Linked DNA regions of Homo sapiens: region 1 is linked to region 2. The links are chromatin contacts, found by Hi-C or POLR2A ChIA-PET in ENCODE. All regions are on one chromosome and are shown on one strand. Each heading gives the region's core, a stretch centred on a gene start or an enhancer-like site at or near the end of the contact. The rest is flanking DNA. Distances are from core to core; before and after follow the strand shown.

Region 1 (4,536 bases), core at 1,241-3,740, 200 kb before region 2:
TTAGCCTGTCTCCTCATCCATACAATGGGTACAATAACCCATGTCTCACTGGTGTCCATGAAGATCAGATAATACAGGGTGAATATCTATTCTGTAAGTTGTGCGCAGTCCAGGATGCTCTGAGAGTCAAGTGGTTGAGAGAAAAGCCTCTAGGGTCAGACAGACTTGGGTACATTTGAATCCCAACTCTGACCAATCATTGCTGTGCAACCTTGGGCAAGTAACTTAACTTCTCTGAGCCCATTTCCTCCTCAGTAAAATAGGAATAAGAAACTCAACATCAAGAGGTGAATCTCCTGTTAACAACACCAGACCCTATCAGAGTGCCTATTTTACATTCTCATGGCACTTTGAACTTGACCTTAAAAGTATTTATCACAATTGGTAATGATACCTTTACACGCTTAATTTATTTTGGAGTCGCTGGGCGCGATGGCTCACGGCTGTAATCCCAGCACTTTGGGAAGCCAAGGTGGGCAGATCGCCTGAGGTCAGGAGTTTGAGACCAGCTTGACCAACATGGTGAAACCCTGACTCCAGTAAAAACACAAAATTAGTCAGGTGTGTAATCCCAGCTACTTGGGAGGCTGAGGCAGGAGAATTGCTTGAACCTGGGAAGTGGAAGTTGCAGTCAGTTGAGATCACGCCTCTGCACTCCAGCCTGGGCAACAACAGCGAAAACTCCTTCTCAAAAAAAAAAAAAAAAAATTTATTTTGGAGTCACCCAGTAGCCAAAAATATACCTGTTTCTGCTCATCACTGTAGCTCCAGAGCCTAGCACAGTGCCTGAAACACAGTAAGTGCTCGATAAATATTCTTAGAATGACAAGAGAGTGACAGAGTTCAGCAGCACAGCACAAAGCAGGTCTGGATGCTTAACAGGTGATGGATACTGTTAGGACTATTAGACAGCTCCTGCTCTCTCAGGTTTTTCTCCCACACCCAATTATCCTCTGCTGCCTCTTCCTTGGGTCTAAGCTCTTCCTATGAGTTACCTAAATACCCCCAGCAGCAAAGCGATTCCATTTCCTTTTCTTTTTACCTTGGGTCGGATAAGAAACACTTTCCATACTTTTTGGATTTAAAGACCCCGTTGGAGTCCTCCCTTAAGTCTCCCTTTAGACTTTCCAGAAACTAAAATAATCCCTCAAGTTCCTTTACTCCTTTGTTACACAGCATGCTCCTTGCTTCAGTCATTTTCCATGTGGCTCCGCAGGAGGTTTTAAGGTCAGTAACCTCAAACTCCACTGTCCCAAAATGCCCAGAAGCCAAAGAACGCTGGGTCCACAGGATACAGGAGTTACTGGGCTCCCTCAGTTTCCACCCTAGTCTGATGCCTTGGTACTGGTCAGAGGCCACAAGTCCACAGGGTAGCCCGTCAGCCCCTCGCTTGGATGGAAGTGCTCCTGCGTGCCCAGTTTCCTCTCTTGCCCAACCTCAACACATTTTATAAACAGAGAAACTGAGGTCAGGAGATGTTGAGTTCACGCAGCTTTTGGGGCAGCACTGCTTCAAGACTGTATAGAATGGCCGGACTCATATCTGTAATCCCAGCACTTTGGGAGGCTGAGGCGGGTTGATCACCTGAGGTCAGGGGTTCAAGACCAGCCTGGCCAACATGGTAAAACCCCATCTCCACTAAAAATACAAAAATTAGCCAGGCATGGTGGTGCATACCTGTAATCCCAGCTACTCAGGAGGCTGAGGCAGGAGAATCGCTCAAACCCAGGAGGCGGAGGTTGCAGTGAGCCAAGATTGCACTGCTGCACTCCAGCCTGGGTGACTGAGGGAGACTCTGTCTCAAAAAAAAAAGAGATTATACAGAGTCAGAGGCCTTCAGCCAGCTGGGGCGCTAAGCGGCATCTCTGCTCTGCCCTCCCTTCCTTCTCAGGAACCCACCTCACAATCCCTCTTCCATTCTTCTTCCTCTGTGGTCTTATCTCACCCAAGTGAGCATCCTTAAGAAGTGAAGACCTCTAAGGAGAGGGCTCCAGCCATCTTCGCCCTTGACATGCAGAGCCTTGAGTCTCAGCTTGTGCCTACCAGGCCCCGAGGCCCCCAAATCCAGCACCTGAGACAAGGTATAGAGAGGCACCCGCCTCCATGGAGGGACAGTGGCTCAAAGCATGGCGCTTATATGACAAAGCCCGCTGCAGGTGCCGATCCTCTTCCTCTCTCCTCCCCACAACCAGCCCTGTCACGGCCCCTCTGAACCCCACCAACCCACAGGCGCACACAAACCTAGCCCCTTTCTGCCCAAAACAAATCACCAGCCACTTCCTCTTCTAACCAGTCAACAACTGACCCTGTTGGATTGGAATCAAAGGAGTTTTTACTGTCAGTCCTTCCTCCCTCCACAACGACAGCCTTCCCCCACCCTACAAAAAATATCTAGATGAAGATAAAGATAGAGATAAATTCCAGTCATCGTAGCATGACGGGTGACTCAGACCCTGGGGTACAGGAAGCCTGAACAGACAGGCAGACCCTCTGAGAGGGCCAATGGCTACACTTCCCCGCTGGGCACACACTAATCCCCCTCCACTGCTGGCTCCCACTCCCAAGCTTGCTCTGAGTGGGTGGTGCCAAGGGGCATCACCAGGGAAAGAGATCCATGCAGCAGGGGTGGGGCAGGGCTTGAGTCCCAGGGGAATGCCACTTCCTCTGAAAGCCCCCAGAGAGCTGAGAACCTCAGGCTGCCCTAAACAATAGGCCAAGGCGTGGGTGCCCAGAACAGTGCCCCGGTGCCACATCCTGCCATTCTTCTCACAGACCACACCCTGCCACCCTTCCTGGCTACACCCGATCCTATCTCTAATGTTTACTCAGAGCTGGGAGCTGGACTGGCTGCAGGCTTGGGACAAAGCTTTCCTGCGAGTCCCTCTCACCCTTTCCAGCCTCTGTGAGCCCTGGGGGGTATCAGATCCAGGGCACGGCCGGTCTGGTCTAGCCCAGCTCAGGGGGGCCACAGCCAACACTCCCTCGGCTGTTTCCAGGCTGGTCAGGGTGGCATTCACCTGGTAGAGTGGCCAACATCAGACAGAGGCTGGGTCAACTCCCAAGCATGGGAGAAGAGGCACTTCCCCACAGCACCTCAGGTACAGAATCACAGTCCAGCCTGAGCTTCTGTGGCTGCCGGGACTCAGCTGACCCTGGCCCAAGGGCACAAAGGAAAACAGTGGCCAGGGAGAGACTGTAGCTGTGATGTTCCCACCTGGTCCTCAGGCCTCAGAGGCACCTGAGTCTTCTCCCAACCCAGTGAGTGGGTCGAGAAAGAGACAGATGGGACTGCTTGAAAGCGCCATTGAGGCTCCCAGTGTGATGTGTGCCTCCAGAAGGTCCCAAACCGAGAAGAGGTCAACAGTGTCTCTAGGAGGCCCTTCTCTGGAGGCCTTCCTGCCTCTAGAACCCAAGCCTGTCTCCAGGTTCTCCTGCACCCCAACAGTGCTAGAAGGCAGGGGTAGGCCTCATCCTTGTTTCCCAATGGCAAGGCCAAGCCTGTGTCCTGGACAGGTGAGCACATCTGGCTTCCTGCAGGGACAGTGCCCAGCCTAGGGCTGGGAGATGCAGAAATTGTGCAGCTGAGGCTGACTGGCCATGTCAAAGGCCCCTTGGGGGATAGCCCTGAATACTGACCAAAGGAATGGGAGGCAAAAAGCAAGCATGCAATGCTACAGCACTTACTTGGCTGCAAGCACTAAGTGAAAGGCTCTTCATTCACATTCCTGCTTAATCCTCACAAGAACACTACAAAGACTAAGGCTCGGGGGCTAGAACGTCCTACTGAGGGCCCAGCAGAAGTAGCATTTGAACTCAGGCCTCGCTGATGTCTAAATCCACATCCTTTCATTTATCAGCTGATGCCCTGGCCACTCTCCTCGGTGCAAAATAACAGGCTCTGGTCCAGCAGAGATAGAATGGCCACTGTCTTCACCTCTTACAGGATTGCAGTTGTTTCTGACTTGAGTCATAGCCAAGGAAAACTTAGTCAAAAGAAACCCAGGCAGCTCTGGCAAGTTGGGGGAAAGACTTCACCTCTCAAAACCCCCATTTCTTCATGTGTAAAATAGAGATTCCAAGAACTATTTTGTGAGTAAGAGATAAGGTATAATTACAGAATCTGGTACAGAATATATGTTCAGGGAAGGAGGTAAGGAGAAAGAGCCCTAAAGCAGGAAGGAGTCCCTCTCCCTCCCTGCCCCCAGGGCAAGGGGGAGAAGGACTCACACCCTATTCTCCTCCCCAGCCAGCCCAGCTCTTCCGGAGGCAGGTGGGTGGGTGTGATGACCCAGCATTGCTGGGAGGCATCCTGGTGTGGCTAATGGAAAAAGGACTTTGTCACATGGACCTGTGTCTGAAGACTGGCTCTATTATATACCACTAGATGTGTGGCCATGGGGAAGTTTCAGTTTCTCTATCTCTAAAATGGGAACAAATAACACCTACCCCATAGAGATAGAGAAGACTGAATATGATGGTGTTTGTGAAAATCAAAAAAATGTTTGCTCCCTGACCCACCGCCACCCCCTTCCCCCA
Region 2 (4,200 bases), core at 575-3,074:
GGAGAATTGCTTGAACCCCGCAGGTGGAGGTTGCAGTGAGCAGAGATCACGCCACTGCACTCCAGCCTGGGGGATAGGGTGAGACTCTGTCTCCAAAAAAAGAAATATACGAGCCTCCAGAAAATCTAATTAAGAACAGAGAAGAGATACACAAAATATTAGAAACATTAACACACAAATAATACACAAACATGCTAAAAATGTTCCCATCCCAAAGAAAAAAAACTTGTTTTTTCTTACTATAGGTCTTACTCTTTTCTCCTGAAAGACCACTTCTAAACCAGACAATTTTTTGGAAATATTATGTTTTCTGATTATAAAAGTACTACAAAAATATTTCTGTTTAGTATAGTAGACTAGATACTACAGGACTGAACCACCTGGTAAAATCAACTAAAATTACTGGATTTTAAAAAGTCTTAAATGCATTCAAAAGCTGACAAGAAAGTAAAGATTACAGCTGGACGTGGTGGCTCATGCCTGTAATCCCAGCAATTTGGGAGGCCGAGGCAGGCGGATCACAAGGTCAGGAAATCAAGACCATCCTGGCTAACACGGTGAAATGCCATCTCTACTAAGAATACAAAAAATTAGCCAGGCGTGGTGGTGGGCTCCTGTGGTCCCAGCCACTCGGGAGGCTGAGGCAGGAGAATGGCGTGAAGCCGGGAGGCGGAGCTTGCAGTGAGCCGAGATGGCGTCACTGCACTCCAGCCTGGGCAACAGAGCAAGACTCTGTCTCAAAAAAAAAAAAGGAAAAAAAAAAGAAAGTAAAGATGACTTAATGTATTATACATCTAAGGCATCGTTGGTTGAAAGATATGCCATTACTTTACTACTAAGAAAGAAAACAAATGTAATCAAACTATGACATAATGCTTTCTTATAACTTTTTTCTTGTAACTTATTTTACACTTATGGAAGATCTTGTAGGCTAATCATCTATTTTTTCCTTCATTTTTATTTATTTACTTATTTAAAGATAAGATCTTCCTATGTTACCCAAGACTTCTGAAGTCCTCAAGCAATCCTCCTGCCTCTGCCTCCTGAGTAGCTGAGACTGTAGACAAATGCTACTGCACCCAGCTTATTTTTGTAATTTTATTTTTTTGTGACAGGGTCTCACTCTGTTGCCCAGGCTGGAGTGCAGTGGTGTGATCATGGCTCACTGCAGGCTGGACCTCCTGGGCTCAAGCAGTCCTCCAGCCTCAGCCTCCTGAGTAGCTGGGATTACAGGCATACGCCACCACATTCGGCTAATTTTGTATTTTTAGAAGAGACGGGGTTTCTCCATGTTGGTCAGACTGGTCTCAAACTCCTGACCTCAGGTGATTGGCCTGCCTCGGCCTCCCAAGGTGCTGGGATTACAGGCGTGAGCCACCGTGCCTGGCCAATTTTTTTACTTTAGTAGTGACAGGGTCTTGCTATGTTGCCCAAGCTGGTCTTGAACTCCTGGGCTCAAGAGATCCTCCTGCCTCAACCTCCCAAAGTGCTGAGATTACAGGCATGAGCCACCACATCAGGCTGATCCAGCTTATTTTTAATCATATATTACTTTTGAGCATATATTAAAAGGTAAGTGAAAAAATTGCTTAAGGTGTGCTTAAAACTACCTCACATTTAATCTGACTCTTCCACACAATTGTCTGTGCCATCAAGAACATTACAAATGTATTATTTCAAAAAACAATCCTTAACATAATGAAAAAAAATTAATGCTGGGCTCTTAAGCCTGACTTTGCTATTATGTAGCACTAACCTACTTCTGACTCATATTTTAGGAGTGTTGCTGAAATGTCTGACTCACTGTGCTATCCCCTCTCCACTAACATTCGATGCCTCGGGGTTAAAAGAATGCTCCACTATTAGTCTCAAGATTTTCTTCCAAGCCACTGACATTCCTTCTGCAATTTTTGATGCTGCAATTTTGATATTCATACATGCATAAACAATGACATTTATGTAATGGCTGACTGGCTGACAGTGATTATAGACAATTTAAGATACACACTGATTTCAAAGATGTTAAAATGTGAAAAAAATATTTCAAACAATGAAATATAATACATTAAAGTAAGAATGAAGTGAAATCTAGAGGATACCTACCAAAACTGGAAGAACTCAGGTTCAAGTTTAATAGTACTGTGCAGCAGGTGGGTTGGAAATCAAAGCCCAAACCCATCTAAAATAGGGAATCTAAAAGGAGATTCCCTCTTCCCCCTATAAAACTGGGTCCCAAAGAGTTACTCTCTCAGTGTAAGGCACATTAGAAATCATCCATTTCTCCACCACAATTATCACCACCAGATGACTACAGCAATAATTGCTCATCTCAAAATTCGGTGCTAAGTCAGGAAAGGGAGATTATCTCCTCCAAGAACCTGTAACCACAAGCAAGCCCTAATGCAGGTTTGCAGCAGAAACACGTATAACCTAACGCATATTAGAAAAAAAAAATCATAAACCAAGAATTAGGATTAAAATAGTCCTAGTACAATGATGCCCTCAGATGCTCAAAAGAAGCATATCCCTTTGGAGGAACTCATCTATCCCACGCCTCAAGGAATTTCTAAAGAAAATGTTTTTTAAAAAGTCAGTACAGCAACAAAGCAAAACAAAAAAAAAATCACAAAACCACCAGGAAACAAAGCACCATGACCAGGAACCAGCAGGAGGCCAGGCGTGGTGGCTCACACCAGTAATCCCAGCACTTTGGGAGGCTGAGGCAGGAGGATGGGCCAGGCACCAACAGTCTTTTATAGGAACAGAACCGTGATTTTGTTTAGTGAGTAATATGCTAAGCTTAAAATGCTTACTGTTATGGACTGAATTGTGTTTCCCAGCACACCACCTCTCCCTACTCCCCTCCCCAGCCACCACTGAAATTTATATATTGAAGCCCTAACCAATGTGACTATATTTGGAGATAGGGCTTTTAAGGTTAAATGAGATCATAAGAGTGGGGCCCAAATCCAACAGGACTGGTGTCCCTATAAGAGGAAAAGACGCCGGGTGTGGTTTGCTCAGCCGGGCACAGTGGCTCACGCCTGTAATCCCAGCACTTTGGGAGGCCGAGGCGGGTGGATCACCTGAGGTCAGGAGTTCAAGGCCAGCCTGGCCAATGTGGTGAAACCCCATTTCTACTAAAAATACAAAAATTAGCCAGGCATGGTGGCAGGCACCTGTAATCGCAGCTACCCAGGAGGCTGAGGCAGGAGAATCGCTTGAACCTGGGAGACGGAGGTTGCAGTGAGCCGAGATCGCGCCATTGCACTCCAGCCTGGAGGACAAGAGCGAGACTTTGTCTCAAAAAATAATAATAATAAATAAGAGGAAAAGAAACTAGACATCTCTTTCTCTTCATGAACACAGAAGAGAAGCCATGTGAGTACACAGGGGCAACAGCTATCTGCAAGCTAGGAAGAGCGCCTCACCAGAAACTGAATCTGCCAGAACCTTTATCTGGGAGGTGGAGGCTGTGGTGAGCCACAGTACTGCACTCCAGCCGGGGCAACACAGTGAGACTCTCTCTTAAAAAAAAAAATCCAATAAATGAAGATAAATGAATCATATAAACATATTGGAAATAGATTTAAGTCTCTCGCTTAGTTAACTATAACAACATAGTACTCACTAAAATAAGACATCTATGACAAATTAGTGAGTTATTAATGCAAAGTATATTTGAGATTAGTCATTGCACAAGAAAATTTGAACACCCTGAAATCTTTTTTTATTTTTATTTTTCTGAGACAGAGTCTCACTCTGTCACCCAGGCTAGAGTGTAGTGGCGCGATCTCGGCTCACTGCAACCTCTGCCGCCCAGGTTCAAGTGATTCTTCTGCCTCAGCCTCCCGGTAGCTGGGATTACAGGCACCTGACACTGTGCCTGGCTAATTTTTGTAGTTTTAGTAGTGATGGGGTTTCACCATCTTGGCCAGGCTGGTCTTGAACTCCTGACCTCGTGATCCACCCGCCTCAGCCTCCCGAAGTCCTGGGATTACAGGCATGAGCCACCGTGCCCAGCCGAACACTTTGAAATCTTAAAGTTTATATATGAAAGAAACTTGGTAGACGTTTTACCAAATTTGACAACAATCTTAAGAAATTACATGGTGTTACCAAAAGGAAGTTGTAAAGATGAAAGAAACTTTTCTAAACAATCAGTAATGAAAATAAATTTCAAAGAAGAAGAGAGAAAAG

The links. A loop is a pair of places that touch in the nucleus more often than their neighbours do. ChIA-PET counts read pairs that join two places held with the same protein, here RNA polymerase II (POLR2A). Pooled maps may share reads with other maps.
Region 1: a loop to region 2 is called in a pooled map, with 6 times the contacts of the local background. The contact joins two enhancer-like sites. A Hi-C loop is called at or near these places in 2 of 50 pooled maps. POLR2A ChIA-PET finds 5 or more read pairs at or near these places in 7 of 52 experiments (BJ, Caco-2, H1 and 4 more).

Annotation. Positions count from the first base shown.
Region 1 is chr1:204,102,690-204,107,225 of GRCh38, reverse strand. All of the region lies in intron 1 of SOX13 (SRY-box transcription factor 13), which reads right to left. Among named protein-coding and RNA genes, the nearest start is that of SOX13, 32 kb to the right of the region's middle. RefSeq lists an enhancer at 1-20. Within about 2 kb of position 2,490, at least 16 of the 41 ENCODE cell types and tissues checked have a DNase peak (open chromatin) inside an H3K27ac peak, as active enhancers do; they include PC-3, where a contact is called at or near this core.
Region 2 is chr1:203,904,760-203,908,959 of GRCh38, reverse strand. No RefSeq gene overlaps it. Among named protein-coding and RNA genes, the nearest start is that of SNRPE, 45 kb to the right of the region's middle. Within about 2 kb of position 1,824, at least 4 of the 41 ENCODE cell types and tissues checked have a DNase peak (open chromatin) inside an H3K27ac peak, as active enhancers do; they include PC-3, where a contact is called at or near this core.